Linked DNA regions of Homo sapiens: region 2 is linked to region 1. Evidence: read pairs that join two places in POLR2A ChIA-PET (ENCODE). Cell type or tissue: IMR-90. All regions are shown on one strand. Links, peaks and the distances in the headings refer to the core of each region. The heading gives the core; the rest is flanking DNA.

Region 1 (8,342 bases), core at 153-8,152:
GAGGGCTTTAAAATATGGTGAATTCCCTTTTAGGCATGCTGTGTTTGAAATACCTGCACATAATTTCCTATGGCTGCAACATGGACTGCCTGAGGGAAAGAATCAGAAAAGAGGGAGTAGGCACCAGCACTCAAATCATAGAGGCAGCGGTATATATTGTTAGAAATGAGGAATCATTGAGGGATTCTCTGTAGGACACTTCTTGGTGTGATTCGTGGTTTAGAACACTTATTCTGGCAGTGGGAAGGCTGGATTATGGAGAGCTAATATTGGAGACAGTCAGCTAAGGAGCAGTTGCATCATGAAACATGGTGGTAGTAGGTTGAGCAGTAGAAAGAGGGTAAGAATTATATTTAAGAGATAGCTTCATAGTATTTATTGATAGAATATCAGGGTTAAAGGAAGAATTGAGAATGGTATCTAAATTTCCTTTAAAGCATTGAATGGATGATGGTGTCATTCACAAAGCAAGGAGGGGAAAGGCAGACTTCTGAACTTGAACTTATATGAGGACATGGGATGCTTTGCAGAATACACTCCAGGCAACAGCTGCTGGCTTCTGTGACATTGTCATGGATAGTTTTATTAATGCTGACTCATTTCAGTTTCTCTCTATAACTTCTTCTTTCTCTTGGTTTCTAAGGATGGACTTCTTCCTCTCTCCCTACACTATCCCTTGGAGAAAACCTTTTATCAAGAAGATACCAAATATCATCACTGATGTAAGTGCTGCAACTAAAAAAGGTTGACTTCTGTTTTATGAACTCAATGATAGCATTATATACACAACTACCTGGATTTTTTTTTCTTTTTGAGACAGACTCTCGCTCTGTCACCTAGGCTGGAGTGCAGTGGCGTGATCTTGGTTCACTGCAACATAAGCCTCCCGAGTAGCTGGGATTACAGGTGCAGAGTCTCGCTCTTTCACCCAGGCTGGAGTGCAGTGGTGCGATCTCGGCTCACTGCAAGCTTCGCCTCCCAGGTTCATGCCATTCTCCTGCCTCAGCCTCCTGAGTAGCTGGGACTACAGGCGCCTGCCACCACGCCCAACTAATTTTTTTTTGCATTTTTACTAGAGACAGGGTTTCACCATGTTGGCTAGGCTGGTCTCGAACTTCTGACTTCAGGTGATCTGCCTGCCTTGGCCATATTTTTATTTGGATGCTTTGCCATTTTCTCAGTTCAACATATTCATATCTCAGCTTTCCAGAATTCTTCCATTATGTCCAGAATCCTTATTTCCACCAAGTCTCTTAGTGCACTAATGTTCTTGTACTTGCACACATCTGAAACCTCAAGATCATCTCTGATCATTCCATAGTCTTCATTCTTCAAATTCAGGAAATCATGAAGTTCTATTTTTTTTCCTTTAAGATGCCTCTTATTTCAGTCCTTCTTATGTTGCTACCCCTAATGTTCTAGCTAATAGATAAATAGAAAAACATTCATTAAGGCCCTACTATGTGCCAGGTAATCAAAGGTGCTCAGAGTGTAGTGCTAGTGAAGGGACAAATGCATAAACCAACAACTACTGTTTAATATGATATGGAATCCTCATAGAGTACAATGTACAGTGGTGGCACCAATGAGAGAGTGATTAATTCAAACTACGAAAATCAAGGAAAAATGTACAAGGTATGGCATTTGGAATCCACTATTCATAGTTAGTAAGGCCAGAGTACAAATTGTGAATCAGAAAGTTACAAAGAATAAGGCTGTAAAGGGACCAAATAAATCATCCTAATCAAGAAATGCATCATACCACACCCAGATTGTTGTCCCAACTTTTTAGCTGCTTCTGATGCTTCTAGTTTCTCCTCCATCGGTTTAACAAGAATTTATTTTAAAGTGTATTTAGAATGAATTTTCAAAGCACTGTCATGTATGTCACCCATTTAACCATTACAACACTTCCTTGAGGTAGTATGCTCAAGCTAGTAACTTTCTCAATATTATATAACTAAGTTTGAACTCTAGGTCTTCTAAATTAAATTGCCAAATATTTGTCATTTATCTATGCATTTTGAGTATTTCTGCCAAAATGTCTATGCATTTTGTATATTTCTGCCAAACTAGAAATGCAATGGTTACTTACTGCTCAAAAACTTTCACTGGCTTCCAATTATCCTATATCAGCAAGAAGAGCCTCTTTGCTTGGTGTTTTCAAGACTATCCACAATGTGGAACCACCATACATATTTAATATTATTTTTTACTGTTCAGTAAACTGTGACTCTGTGTTTTGGTTATCTGTTGGTGCCTGACAAACTACCTTAAAAATAAGTGGCTTTAAACAACAAGAATTTTATTATATCTCCTGATTTATAGATCAAGAATTCAAGTAGGGCTTAGCTGGGCAATTATTCTATTCTAATTTGTACTGACTGAGGTCTCTTAGAATCCTGATGGCAGCTGGTCTGGTCTAAAGGATCCAAGATGGCTTTGTTCACATGTCTGTTGCCTTAACAGAGATGACTAGAAGGCCGAGCTCAGCTGGAACTTTTTGCTGAAATGCCTATGTCAGGCACCTCTAGCATAGCGGGAAGATTTCCTTTTTGGCTCCCAGAGTGTTCTAAGACAGCAAAGAGGAAGCTGCAAGACTTTTTCTGTCTTAGCCTTGGAAGTTATGCAGTGTCACTTCCACTACATTCCGTAGAAAAAAGAGAGCCACAATGCCAACTGAAATTGAGGATGGTATTGCACAAGGACATTATTACCTGGAAGCATAGTTCATTAGGGAGCAACTTTTGGAGATTGCTTTATACACACTTGGCTTTAGTCAAACAAATTATCACTGTACTAGCTCATGCCATGCTTATTCCTGCATCTGGACCTTTAACTGTGTTGATCTTCCCAAGACGTTCCTTCCCTCTCCTCCTTTGACTTTCCTAGACCCTACCTGTCCTTCCAGGCTTGTTCAGTTTCAACTTCAGCATTTATAATCTTTCTTTGAATACTCTAGTTCTTAAAAAATCTTCCCCATTTTAGAAATACAATAGCATTTATAGTCTAACATAGGAATAAAAAGGAGAAGACTGAGTTGGAGATATTTTTGTGGAAGAATTAACAGGGCAAAATGCCTATTTGGGTGTTGTAGGCTAGCAATAGGAGCCAGTGAGAGATGATATTGTAGCTTTGAGCCTTGATAGCTGAGAGTATTGAGCTACCATTCACAGAATCTTGAAACACCAGATGGACAGTGGGTATAGGAGAAAATGTAAATTCCTTTTTGAAATATGTTACTTTGGAGGCATAGTGGAAGAGCCAGGTAAAGGAATTGTGTAAGCAATAAATAAAGAGAAATGGAGTTTGGGAAAGAAGTGAGGATTAGAGAAGTAGATCTGAGGGCCTACAGGCAAGGAGATGCTAGTTGAGTCTGCGGGGTTGAATAAGCCTGCCAGAGGAGAATTTGTGGAGATGGAACATAAAATAGCCAAAAACAGACTTGGAGCAGAAAGAATATGATGATCCAGAGGAAGAGACCTGGGGGAGTGCCAGGGAGAGCAGATCTTCATAATCCTAAAAAGAAGGGAGCTTCTAGAAGGTGAGGATGATCAAGTGTTAAATGCTGAAAATGTGTTTAAGAAGCAGAGGACTAAAGAAGATCATGATCATGAGGTCACTGACTATGGATCTAGAAATTGTTAGGAGGAAGCCTGATTGTATCCAACGTAAGTGGGCCATGGGGTTAGAAGTAGGAAAAGTGAGGCCAGACTGGCCACTTTTTCAAGAAGTTTAGCAGTAAAGGAAAAATAGGATATCTTCTACAATAGAATTACAAACAAAACTTTTAATGATGACTGTTCTTATTGGATGGTAGTCATTAAGGAAAGTAATGTGTGTTTGTGTGTGTGTGTGTGTGTGTGTGTGTGTGTGTAGGTGTATACTATTCAGCAGTGTCTTCCAAGCCCAGATCTGCATTTAAACCACTGGAGGAACCAATCATGCTTTCTAAGGCCCAAATCAAACTACTGAGTGAGACTTATTTATTTATTTATTTGGAGACAGAGTCTCACTCTGTTGCCTAGGCTGGAGTGCAGTGGTGCAATCTTGGCTCACTGCAACTTCCACCTCCTGGGTTCAAGTGATTCTCTTGCCTCAGCCACCTGAATTACAGACATGTGTCACCATGCCCAGTTAATTTTTTTAATCTTTAGTAGAGACAGGGTTTTGCTATGTTGGCCAGGCTGGTCCCGAACTGCCGGCCTCAAGAGATCCACCTGCCTTGGCCTCCCAAAGTGCTGAGATTAGACTTAAGCCACTGTGCTGGGCCTGAATGAGAAATTTTGAGGCTGGGCCCCATGCATTTGTAGGTTAAAAAATGCTCACAGACTGACTTAAGAGTTTTGGTATACCCAGAGACCTTGAGCTTCAGAAAATAGTTGATATCTTTATGGGGGTAGGGCTAATATGCAGTTAGGTTGTCAGAAAAAAAATTGCAAAATGAAAACTACAATAAGAATTCAAGATGTGGCTAGGTGTGGTGGCACAAATGTGTAATCCCAACACTTTGGGAGGCTGAGGCTGGAGGATTACTTGAGCCCCGGAGTTCAAGACCAGTCTGGGCAACATAGTGAGACCCCTGTCTCTATAAAAAGTGAAAAGATTAGATGGGTGTGGTGGCACATGTCTATAGACCCAGCTTCTCAGGGGGCTGAAGTGGGAGGATCACCTGAGCCCAAGGAGGTCAAGGCTGCAGTGAGCCATGATCATGCCACTGCATTCCAGCCTGGGACATAGACCCAGGCCCTCTATCAAAAAATAAAATAAAATAAAATAAAAATTCAAGATGTAAAGAAGTAAAAATAGAAGACAAGTATCTCTAATTGAAGACCAACAGCTACAAAAGTTGTAACTTTATATAGATTTTCTTTTTTTTCTTTCCTTTTTTTTTTTTTTGCCTCAGCAAGCAACGTGGACAATTTTATGAAAATCTATCATCAGAATTCCAAGGCATGTTCCTTTCTTTTTTTTTTTTTTTTTGTTGTTGTTTTGTTTTTTTTTAAACTGGGCTGGGGGAAAAGGGTAAAAAGAATGTGATTTGTGAGGCAAGCTAAACCTCAAGAATTTTTTCAAACTAAACACTTTTTCTAACCATTTGATGTCTGGAAGTCTGGATATTGGGGGCAGGGAAATTAGCAGAGCTGTGGCTGTAGGACCATTTGTCATTTCCTGGGAGGTGCCTGTGCTTAACTCTTAAGGGAAGCACATTTGAATACGCTTCTGGGCTTTAACCAAGAGGAGGTCCAACCCTCCACTTTTTCTTTTTCAGATTGGTGTTTTCTTTCCCTACTCCTCAGTGGAAAAGACTGGCTTTCCTTGAGGGAGACGCAAATAGTAGTGCCATTTGGATGTCAATGAGACCAACACTGTTTAATGCCTCTGTTTTCACACTTTCTTGTGAAAATCCAAAACACAGAAACAATGTCACATTTTATTAATCATATTTAGATAGGAATGCATTCATACTGTTGTGTTGTGTGTATTTTCACAAGAAAATCTTTGTCAAAACTGAGTCTGGCCTTTGTTTTGAGACTGGTATGCCAGGAAAGGGTTACAAAATCCTGTTTCTTCTTGAAGTATAACAGCTGGTAAGAAAGCACAGCATCTCCCTCCCTCCCAGCCCTGGGGTTGTACTAAGTAACTCACTGCCAATACCATCCCCCATAGCCTCTCTCCGCTTAGTAAAATCCCTTGCAAAGTTGATATCCAGCAGCAAGCAAAGGAAGCAGCTTGGGCTCGTTAGCTTTAGGAAGACTGAGGAAAAGATTGTCCTAGTTAAGGAGGTTTTAAATGCAACAACTTGTATGAGATCTCCAAGATTTGTTGTTAGAGTGTTGTTCCTGAAAAGGAACAATTCAAGATAAGGAGTGGTCTTAGCCTTATTGAGAGCCTGAGTTAGAACTGGAAGCCCCAAACCCAAAATCACAATCAAGTCTGAAAGCTCTACCTCTTCAATTATGTGAACACCACTTGGCAGCTTTTTGCTGAATGCGACTTACAGTAGATAACAACTTCCATTGTCCCTCTAATCAATGTCTTACAGAACTGAGCTTGCTTGCTACAAATAAACAGGGACACAAAAATGAAGTGTCCGCAAAACGGCACACCCTTGGGTCAGCATAATAACCACTTAGGTTGAGGAGAAATCCACATGATTCATGAAGTCCTTAACTAAACACATTAAGAAACTATATATTACAATCTCCCCAAGTTGGAATAAGTGATTTAAGTAGCAATCAGGAAGGAGAGGTTGAAATGTTGATCTCAGAATGGCCTTTCTCTCTCTCTCTCTTTCTCTCTCTCACATAAATCGTCAGTGTGTAACCCTCATCTTTTGAATAAAATTAAGTCCCCGAGGAAATAAAAAGCAACTCATTTAAATCCAAGGATTGCCTGGGTGGACCCAATACACTCAAATGCTCATGTGAAAGCCACCAAACTGACTTAAAAGGCAGCAGTTGGGAAAACAGAGAGAGAGAGATCAGAAAAGTTTTATAAGTGCATACATTCTACTACAGAAAGGATGGCTGGTTTCTCTGATGAGGGCTGAGGGCAAACTCCCTCTGTGAAGGCGTCTCTCACCCTCACAGAGAGGGGTTGAGCCACGCTGGCTTCTCTCTGGAAGGGAGGGAGGTGGAGCCACCACCAGGCAAAGCTCCAGCTGGTCAGCTATGTGGCACTGCTGCTATTGTTGAACAAAATTCTTTCCTCATTACATATCTCTCTTCTCAATTTAATAGAAAGTACAGTTCTTGGGATTTTTCTCTTCATGAACTTGAAGGAAATCAGAAATGAAAAGCTTATTTTCTCCTCATTTCACAAGGAACTAACTTGCTGAATGTATACCCTGACACTTGTTTATATAACATGAAGTCTAAGGACAGAGAAAAAAACCCAGAAACTTGATCAGTTCTATAGGATGAACATTCAAGCACAATCCATAATTTACCAATGAGAAGTCTGTTAAGGTTGACTTGCTGTTTTTAATGGATTCCGATTGAGTGGTGCTTTGCTTTAAATTAGTTGTGTGAATTTAATGATCAGCCTGATATTGTTCTCATCATATATGTTAAGGGCAACTTCCAGAGTTGGGACATTAATTTTTTGGGCAAATTGTTAAAAACTTGGCAGGAACAGAAATGAGAGAGGGGTAAAATGCCCTTTGATCATCATTTCTTTCATCTGTAAATTGGGGGTAATATTTTCAAAGCCTATTTAATAGAATGATGAACAGAACCATTATTTGTGAATTCATCAATTGCTCTTGAAAGTCAAATGGAAGGTGAGAGATGAGGATACAGTTTCATTCTCCTACATGTGGCCAGCCAATTATCCCAGCACCATTTATTGAGAAAGGTGTCCCTCCTTCACTTTATATTTTTGTTTGTTTTGTCAAAGATCAGTTGGCTATAAGTATTTGGGTTTATTTCTGGGTTCTCTATTCTGTTCCATTGTTCTATGTGTCTATTTTTATATCAGTACCATGCTGTTTTGGTGACTATGGCCTTATAGTATAGTTTGAAATCAGGTAGCGTGATGCCTCTTCTCACTGATATGTGGGAGCTAAGCTATGAGGACGCAAAGGCATAAGAATGATACAATGGACTTTGGGGACTTGAGGGGAAGGGTGGGAGGGGGACAAGGGATAAAAGAGTACAAATAGGGTGTAATATATACTGCTCGGGTGATGGGTGCACTAAAGTCTCACAAATCACCACTAAAGAACTTATTCATGTAACCAAATGCCACTTGTACCCCAATAACTTTTGGAAAAATAAAAAATAAAAATATAAAAAATAAAATAATAAAAATGTTTAAAGAGAAAATCACATGTAAGGGTTTTGCAAATTATAAATCAGTGATTCCCACCTGGAGTGGGGAGAGTGGAGGAATAGAAATGTTAGTCACCTCTTAAGACTATAGCCAGATTTGAAGGCATCAGTTCATATTTTCCCTTAATTTTAGGTGTGGAGGCTTCTAATTCCTGGCTAATATGGTGACAAAATAAGATAGAATTTGCATGATATGCATGATCAATTATCATTGAGTTGGCACTGTTACGCATATAGGAATTCTGGGTCCCTACCCCAGATCTGCTGAAACAGAATTTTCAAGGGTTGGCCCAGCAATCTGTGTTTCAGCAAACCCTCCAGCTCATTCCAACATCCACTCAAGTTTGAGAACCACAGATCTAATCTAATCCTGTTGACTACCTGGTCATATCACCTACTTGAAAAATGACAATAATTTTTGTCTCTCAGCATCTGCTTCCTTCTTCTCATCCTCCTTTTCATGGTCACTAATCATTTCCTAGAGTACCTTTTTCATCATGCCATTCC
Region 2 (8,342 bases), core at 45-8,044, 140 kb before region 1:
TTTTTAAATATCTGAGAATGTCCTATAATACATCTCAAGAACACAGAAATTTTAACCCCAGGTATACAATTCTAGGTTGAAACTTACTTTCAGAACTTTAATGCTACTATTCTTTTTTTTTCTTTTTGAGACAGAGTCTCACTCTGTCGCCAGGCTGGAGTGCAGTGGCATGATCTCAGCTCACTGCAACCTCCACCTCCTGGGTTCAAGTGATTCTCCTGACTCAGCCTCCCGAGTAGCTAGGATTACAAGCACATGCCACCACAATCAGCTAATTTTTTGCATTTTAGTAGAGATGGGGTTTCACCGTGTTGGCCAGGATGGTCTCGATCTCCTGACCTCAGGTGATCCGCCCACCTCGGCCTCCCAAAGTGCTCGGATTACAGGCACGAGCCACCACACCCGGCCTTATTTTTGTATTTTTAGTAGTGATGGGGTTTCACCATGTTGGCCAGGATGGTCTCCGTCTCTTGACCTCGTGATCTGCCTGCCTCAGCCTCCCAAAGTGTTGGGATTACAGGCGTGAGTCACCACACCCAGTCCATCAACAGTATTTTTTAAACCTAGGCTCCAGTTGGTTTGACATAGAAGGAGCCCCCAGAGTATCTAACCTGCCCTATGGCTGGAAGCAACACAAAATTGATTTCTTTACTGTAAGACTTCTCAAGTTTTTAATATCCCAGCCTAAATTAAAACTATCTAAGAGGGAGATACGATATCTAGCTCTGCCCAAATTTATTTGACCAAAGCTTCTCACAGAACTAGTCTCCCACAAAGCATAATTTGAAAAAATTCACCTCTAAAGTCTCTTTTTAAAAAAATTTGACTCAATACACAAAAGAAATCAAATTCAAACAAAGAATTATCTTCAATATTCCTATTCTACCCAGACATACCCATACCAGGCTTTAAATAAAAGTAGTAAGCTTTTATAATATGCCAGATTATGCTAGGGACAAGAAATATATTTAAAAATAATAATGATGATATGTAATTTCTGTCCTCAAGGTGTGCAGAGACAAGGTAACACATAATTTGGCAAATGCTCCACTAGCAGCTTGAATTAAATATTTTCTTGAAAATTGTCTCTTTAAGACGGGGGCACACTATCTTTGTTTCCTTTTAAATGCATATAAATTAATCTTGTCTGATATCTCGTTTGATAATCTTGGGATAACTGAGCATCCTAGACTATAAAAACTGGAAACCTAAGTGTTGCAACTAGGGCTCAGAAACAATGTACCATATTGTATCTACTTTTGGCTGCAGACTAAACCATTATAGCTTTTTTCAACTACCTATTGTCAAATCCATTATTCGAATTTTTAGAAAGTCATGCAACTTTAAGCCAAGAAATATTAAAACCTTCATAGTAATCAGAAATCTCTCTACTTTTTAAAAGTTTACTAAAGGCTGGGCACAGTGGCTCATGCCTGTAATTCCAGCACTTTGGGAGGCCAAGATGGAAGAATTGCTTGAGCTCAGAAGTTTAAGACCAGCTTGGGCGAAATAGTGAGACCTCGTCTCTATTAAAAAAATTTTTTTAATTATTAAAAATAAAAGTTTATTAAAATTTTTCACTTTAAATTGTAATAATTTCATGTTAAATAGTTCTGAGTCTTCTCTACAATTTCATATGTATAAATGCAAATGGAAAATACAGATAGCAAATAAAATGAAAAGTTGACTGTATCATTTGTTTCCATTATTCTCATTCTCACATGGAATAGTTGCTAAAGATTTAGGACCTGGTATCATCATCACTATGTTAATAACTACTTAGCTGTGAAGGCTCTTAAGTTTTCAACTCTTTAACATAGGCAGATTTTCATAAATTCATGAGCTACTCCCCTCACAATTCTAAACTTTCTTGTGTTCGACTTTCCCCCCTTTGCTATTCCCCTCTCCCAATCACATGGTATTTGAAGACAATGATTACAATCTGGGATCACTTAAAAAGGTATAAACAGAAGATATGATGAGATAATTCACCAAAAAATAATGAACTAATTAATTAATATATACAAAGAAATTAATCCTTGTTAGTTTTCAAAGTTATATTTTTAAACGAGAAATTTCCTAACAAAATCAATAACAGAAACTTATTGCACTGCTGTTTTAATTTACAGCATGATCACCCAATGCCAGAAAGTTTGCAGAAAATTAGGCCCCAAAATATATTGCTAATTAGTATAAATTGAAATAATTTTGCAGCATAATTAATAATTTTTAAATGTTTATGTTCTTTAACCTAATATTTGAATTTTAGAGATTCCACCCTAAGGAAATAATTTAAAAAGCAAAGTTTTCACACAAAGAAGTAATTTAAAATGTATTTTTTAACTGCAAAATTAAATTAGAAAACTATAAAAAGCTTTAAAAAGTGGAAAATTATATAAAATTACATTATATCCACTCAATAATATGTTGCCATTAAGAAGATACTTAAGTTGATTATATAATGGTGAATAAGTGGTGAAGAAAAAAGCAAGATATAAAATTGCACATATTAAAAGATTACTAGTATGTTTTTTTAAAAAAAGAGATGAGCAAAAAGAAGTATGGAAAAATACTAACAGGAGAATAAGGGGTGATATTTTCTCTTTGTCTTCTTTCTAAGGAAATTTAAAAGTTTTTCCATGGTAAGAATTTATTATTTCTGAAAACTAAAAGTTTAAGTTATTACAATAAAAAGCTTGCCAATGTCTTAGCCACCACTTCTTTTTGTCATCTTCCTCATTAAAGCAATTCATCCCTCTTTTTCCCCAACCTTTCTGAAAATCAAAGTAAAATTTTTTCAGCTCCTACTCAATCTGGAGAGACACACTCCTCCTGTAACTATTCAGTTGGTTAACTTCTAAAACACTCTACAGAAGGGAATAGACAAGTTTTACCTTATTTCCTTCTTCTTTGAATTGGGGATTAATTATTTTTACAAAAGAATAAAACAATTGACGAATTCTGGAATCTCCAATAAATGCAATATGTTTATCTACAAGGCAGTTCTTTGCTTCACTGAAAGCAACAAAGAAAAATTAATTAAAATAAGTAAAATCAGCCATCCTGGCATTTCAAAGCACACCGTTTTTGAAGAAAGTTGATCCAGATTGTTACACATACCATTATATTGCTTTATAAGCAGGTGGCCAGGTTTGTTTAACTTACCACTCCACGTTCCTGTAATCAGTTAACTCTCTGTAATAGCTCGATACATTACATGTTTAAGATGTACTCTAACTGTATTAGGTGCTTTATATCTATTATCTCTTAATCCTTAGAATAACTCCATAAGATAGGTATCCAGGTGCCAGAGCAAGAGTCTTTTGCTCAAGGATTATTGCCTTAGGCCTAGTTATCACACACCTGAGATAAAGCAGATTGGCCAAAGCCCTTCCCTAAAACCTTAGTGGGCAGGGAAATCTTCATTTGCAATCAGCCCTACACTCAGTCAGCAAGTCTCTACCCCAACATAGAGATGAAAAGTACTGTTTCACCAACCCCTCTCCACTACATATTAAGACCCATCCTGAAAAAGAAAACAACAAAATGAAGAAATGTTACCTGATTTTGTATTTATGCATCATACAACTGTGAGGTTGCCAAACTTTCTCTCCAAGAAATCTGCCACTTGAGAGAAGGTATTCACACGAATCATTGCCTAAAACAGTTAAACACAACAGTGTTGTAAACAATAGTTAAAATTTTACACATCGGCTATCTTGACCCTATATAAGTTCCTTGAAATAAAAAAGTAGAGTTTTCTCTGTTTCACTGTACCGCCCAGGTTCACAGTTCCCACTCATGAGAAACATGGTAAATATTAATACATTAATATTCAAGAGGACAAGAGAAACTGATGGCTTATACTTCACCTAACTCCTAATGATACATTCCCTGCTCTGGCAGTTCCTTCTGCTTCAGGTTTTCTTTCCGGGGACATTATCTCAACCTTAAATTAGCCTTTACATCTGAATATCTCCCCTACTTATAGCTGAGAATGAAAAGTTTCAGGGAGGCCAGGCACGGTGGCTCACACCTGTAATCCCAGCACTTTGGGAGGCCTAGGTGGGCAGATCACTCGAGGTCGAGTGTTTGAGACCAGCCTGGCCAACATGGTGAAACACCATCTCTACTAAAAATACAAAAATTGGCTGGATGTGGTGGCACACATCTGTAGTCCCAGCTACTCGGGAGGCCAAGACATGAGAATTGCTTTAACCCAGGAGGCAGAGGTTGCAGTGAGCCAAGATCATGCCACTGCACTCCAGCCTGGGTGACAGAGCTAGACTCTGCCTCATTTTAAAAAAAAAAAAAAAGTTTAAGGGATAAAAGACACGACTTTGGAAATGACTTCCTATTCAACTACTATAATACACAGTGCATCAGCATACCTGGAGACCTAGTTTTAAACAGAAAGTTCCGTAACTAGGAAACTCCTCAGTCCCAGGTAAACTGAGACAAAGAGTCACTCTACACTTTTGGATATTTTACTGTACATTAGCTAAATATACATGACCAAAGGGGTTAAAAGAGAGTTTGGAGGCATTTAAGCTCAAATATGTCAAAGGAATGGGGTGGGTTGGGGGTGTGTGGGGGGGCAGAATTAGATGTTTAGGTTAACTATGGGGATATAATAAAATATTATTTAATTTAATCTCCAGTTCTTTATCAATAGTCAATAGCAAGTTATACTTGACATTTAGTTAAAGTCGGGCTAAGGAGTCTGGGAGGAAGAATACTGCAGAACAAAAAGGATATTGAGCATTTCAGGGTAGAGATAAGGAAGACACAAAGATATTTAAAGGAGAAGAACACATCTCTTTTCTCAATCTAGTTACTCATTATCTAGCCAAAATACAGACAAAAGGTGATACAAATACAAGACAAGTATGCATAAATATTGAAAGTGGTGTTGTTTCCTATGTCATAAATTCTAAAGTAGAACAGGAAGGAAAAGTTAAAATGTTGCATTATCTTATTGATGGGAAACTGGTTAAGGAAAGCAGGGTATCAATTATTAAATTTGTGTTAACTATATACACGGCTTGAGCAGTTTTTTTTTTTGTATTTCAAAGATTTTTTAATAACCTGTCTCTAAGTAAACTACAAATAATTAGTTCTTCATTTTCCCCAATTATTAAAAACTAATTCTAGTTCTAAAAAACAAAATTAGGCTACATAAATAACTAAGGATGAGTAAAAAAAGAACTCCAGAAACACACAAGTTATTTTTCTACAAATAGCATTTCTGTAGCATTCTTTTATAATGGCCATATGGTAAAATCTTATTAAAACCTAGCAAATGTTTAAAATTAAGGTGAAAATTCCATATTTATAGCATTTCTCTTTAAATCTATTAAACCAAGTTAAAAGTTAGCAAAACATCTATTTTTTAAAAAAGCTGTAAGTTGTAAATAACTAGGTGTTAATCCTTTAAGGTTTTCTTCTTTTTCTTTTCTGTTTTCTTTCTCCCCTCCCCTTTTCTAGGGGGAGGGGGGTGTTGTTATTTGCCTTTTGTCTTTTGTCTTTGAACTAAAAGCCCAGACAGAAACACACCTTAATCAAACTTCAGTGTCTGGGATTATGCATCTATATGGGTTACCGGTATGTTTTTATAGAGATGGAAACACCATACCAGTATCTCAAAATAACCAGTCGTTTCTCCCCAGAAAACGTGTCTAAAATGCAAATAACTTTTTTTGCCTCCAGTCAATACTATTACCCACATCTTGTTTCTCAGTTGTTGAGTTGATGGAAAACAATAGCTCTAATCTGATGAACCCGTATCAAAAAAAAAAAAAACCATAGCAAAATGAGATTTGAAGTTGTCACTAACCCAAAGGCATTACAAACACAGTTTTTAGAGAATACTGAGCTTTCCATGGAAGAAATTCTTAATTTGCTAATGAATGCTAGTTGATGATGACTTAACATATTTCATAACACAAAGATGTTTTTTACAAGGCTTGTATCTGAAATTAATCCATGTGTGTCTGTATCATATCAGCTAGGGTCCAGTCAAAAGACAGGAAATGTACCAGTTATTTTACCAGAATCTAATATAAAGGATTGCTAAGTAGACAACTGAAAAAGCAAGAAGAGAATGACTTTTTTGTATGTCAGCAAAATTATAAAAATAGTAGTAATAATAAATTACTACTACTATTATAACCTGATTAAAATAAATTAACCTGATCCAGAAAAAACTCCATAAAATTTCATACTCTAAAACAAATTCTCTTTTCTCAGGAAAGAAATTTTTTAAAATAAAATCACTAAATATAAACCTAACAAAACAAACAAACCTAACAAAACAAAACAAAACTTCGGTTGTTATTTTCAATTGTCTAGTATAATTTTGATAGCTATTTTAACACAACTAATGTGAGATAAATGTTGCCAGGCGTTCAGATAAATCAAGCAAGAAACACACACACACACAAAGAAACTAAGAGACAGGACTATCTACTTCAGCTATCTCCAACACCAAGATTATCTGGATGAATGGCTGTCTTCCTCTTTATTCTCTTATCTTAAGTATAAGCATTCTGGTTTGTCAATCTACAATCTCAGAATTTTATGCATGATTTTTCTGTGATAGAAAAATACTTAAAAGCAAACAAACAAAAACAAACTGAAAAATAAAATGTAACAACTAAAGGAAACATCTGATGGCCCATATAAACCCCAACTTATGTTTTCCTTTGAAGAGAATATCTCTGGCACACTGCACCTAAATTTAGACCGAATTATCCTGCTAAAACTGTTTCCTACTACCAACCATTAAAATACGAGATCATGAAGTTTACAGTATAGTCCATAGAATATTTTGTTTGCCTAAGATACAGCAAGTTATACTTTAGCCTGTGCTGAAAATCACCATTAAGATTTATCGTTAGACAAGCAAGGAGTGTCTCATTACAAGAGGTATCATAAAGATCAGGATCTTTCTAACAGTCAAAGAAAGAAAAGGCTAAGAGACCCAGAGCTGCTGCTTTCTTGCTCTAATTTCTGAAGCTTTCAACTTATTTTTCTCCAGAACATCCAATATCATTTAGCACTGGCATTTAATATGCTTAGTGAAAAAAAAAAGAATTTGATTTCAACAAAATTAAGGCATTTGAAGTTAACTTTATCAATTTAAAAAATTAAAATTTATCCAGATTGGAACTATCCTTAAGGCTACAGATATTGGCCATTTGTCACAGAAATGACACCTATAATCAAACTAATAATGGACATTTTGAGATTCATAATGTTAGAAATTGATAACATTTGGAAAAAATATAGTTAAAATGGTAATTATTTTCAAAATGTCATTCTATTATGTGAAAATAATATTAATAATTTTAAAATGCCTACTTTCTAAAATTGAGATTAGAACATGAAATTCAATTAAAGCCACAAAAGAACATAAAAGGAAATAAGGACTTTGAAATCTATTTATCCACAGTTATTTAAGGATTTCCTATTGTGTGTTAGGCTCTGATGATTTAAAGGTTTAAAGATGAGTAAGATACTCTTGGAAGCTCAACAGTTTGTGTGGGTAGGCAGATACCAATTATTACAATACAACACAATAAGTATGTGTAAGTTGCTGGCAGAACTGAACTGCTAATTCCTACTGCTGTGGGTGTGACATTTGAACCAGGCCTTGAAGGAAAAACCTATATTTTCTTTCAAGAGAGAAGTCACTGCAGGCAGAGAAAATCAAATAACTGTGAGACGTATAAACGGGCAAAGCACGTTTAGATTGTGAACCTGGAATTTGGGGAAAATAAGGAAAAAACATAGGTAACAAAAAGTAGGCTCAGGTCAGATTTTGAAGCTTTACACAAACAACTTTTAGAAAATTACCTCCTGACTGGAAAAAAAAATAGAAAAACTCTTAGCTGGTACAATAAAGTTGATTTTTTTTTTTTTTTTTTTTGGGATGCGATCTTGGCTCACTGCAACCTCTGCCTCCTGGGTTCAAGTGATTCTCCCTGCCTCAGCCTCCTGAGCAGCTGGGATTCAGGTGCCCGCCACCACGCCCAGCTAATTGAAGAAGAAGAGGTTTCACCATGTTGGCCACGCTGGTCTTGAACTCCTGACCTCAGGTGATCCACCCGCCTCAGCCTCCCAAAGTGCTGGGATTATAGGCGTGAGCCACTGCGCCCGGCCTGAATTACTGTTTCTAAGTTGTTTAACCCATGCTTCCCTGGAAAATGCTTTCTCCCTCTATCTTCTATACTCCCCACTGTCTAAGAAGTTCTGAGAAAGACAGACTGTAACATAAGGCATGAGACAGACTAACTGGGATCTAAATCCTAGCTCAGTCACTGTGTATCCTTAGGCAATTT

What was found. ChIA-PET counts read pairs that join two places held together with the same protein. Peaks named below come from ENCODE experiments on the same cell type or tissue, not always from the same donor. Only the 100,000 strongest peaks of a DNase experiment are listed, where the experiment ranks them.
Region 2: POLR2A ChIA-PET joins it to region 1 with 12 read pairs; 3 of 35 experiments call an interaction of 5 or more read pairs at or near these places.

The regions. Positions count from the first base shown.
Region 1 is chr7:94,372,687-94,381,028 of GRCh38, reverse strand. COL1A2-AS1 (COL1A2 antisense RNA 1) reads left to right here. Exons shown (of 6, transcript NR_147206.1): 5 at 644-722. Among named protein-coding and RNA genes, the nearest start is that of COL1A2-AS1, 15 kb to the left of the region's middle. In IMR-90, for the core only: no CTCF peak of the experiment used is centred there; DNase peaks (open chromatin) are centred at 5,128, 5,628 and 6,638; H3K4me3 peaks cover 1,232 bases; H3K27ac peaks cover 3,688 bases.
Region 2 is chr7:94,512,876-94,521,217 of GRCh38, reverse strand. CASD1 (CAS1 domain sialic acid O acetyltransferase 1) reads right to left here. Exons shown (of 18, transcript NM_022900.5): 2 at 3,562-3,658; 3 at 2,895-3,015. Among named protein-coding and RNA genes, the nearest start is that of CASD1, 7.2 kb to the right of the region's middle. In IMR-90, for the core only: no CTCF peak of the experiment used is centred there; no DNase peak of the experiment used is centred there.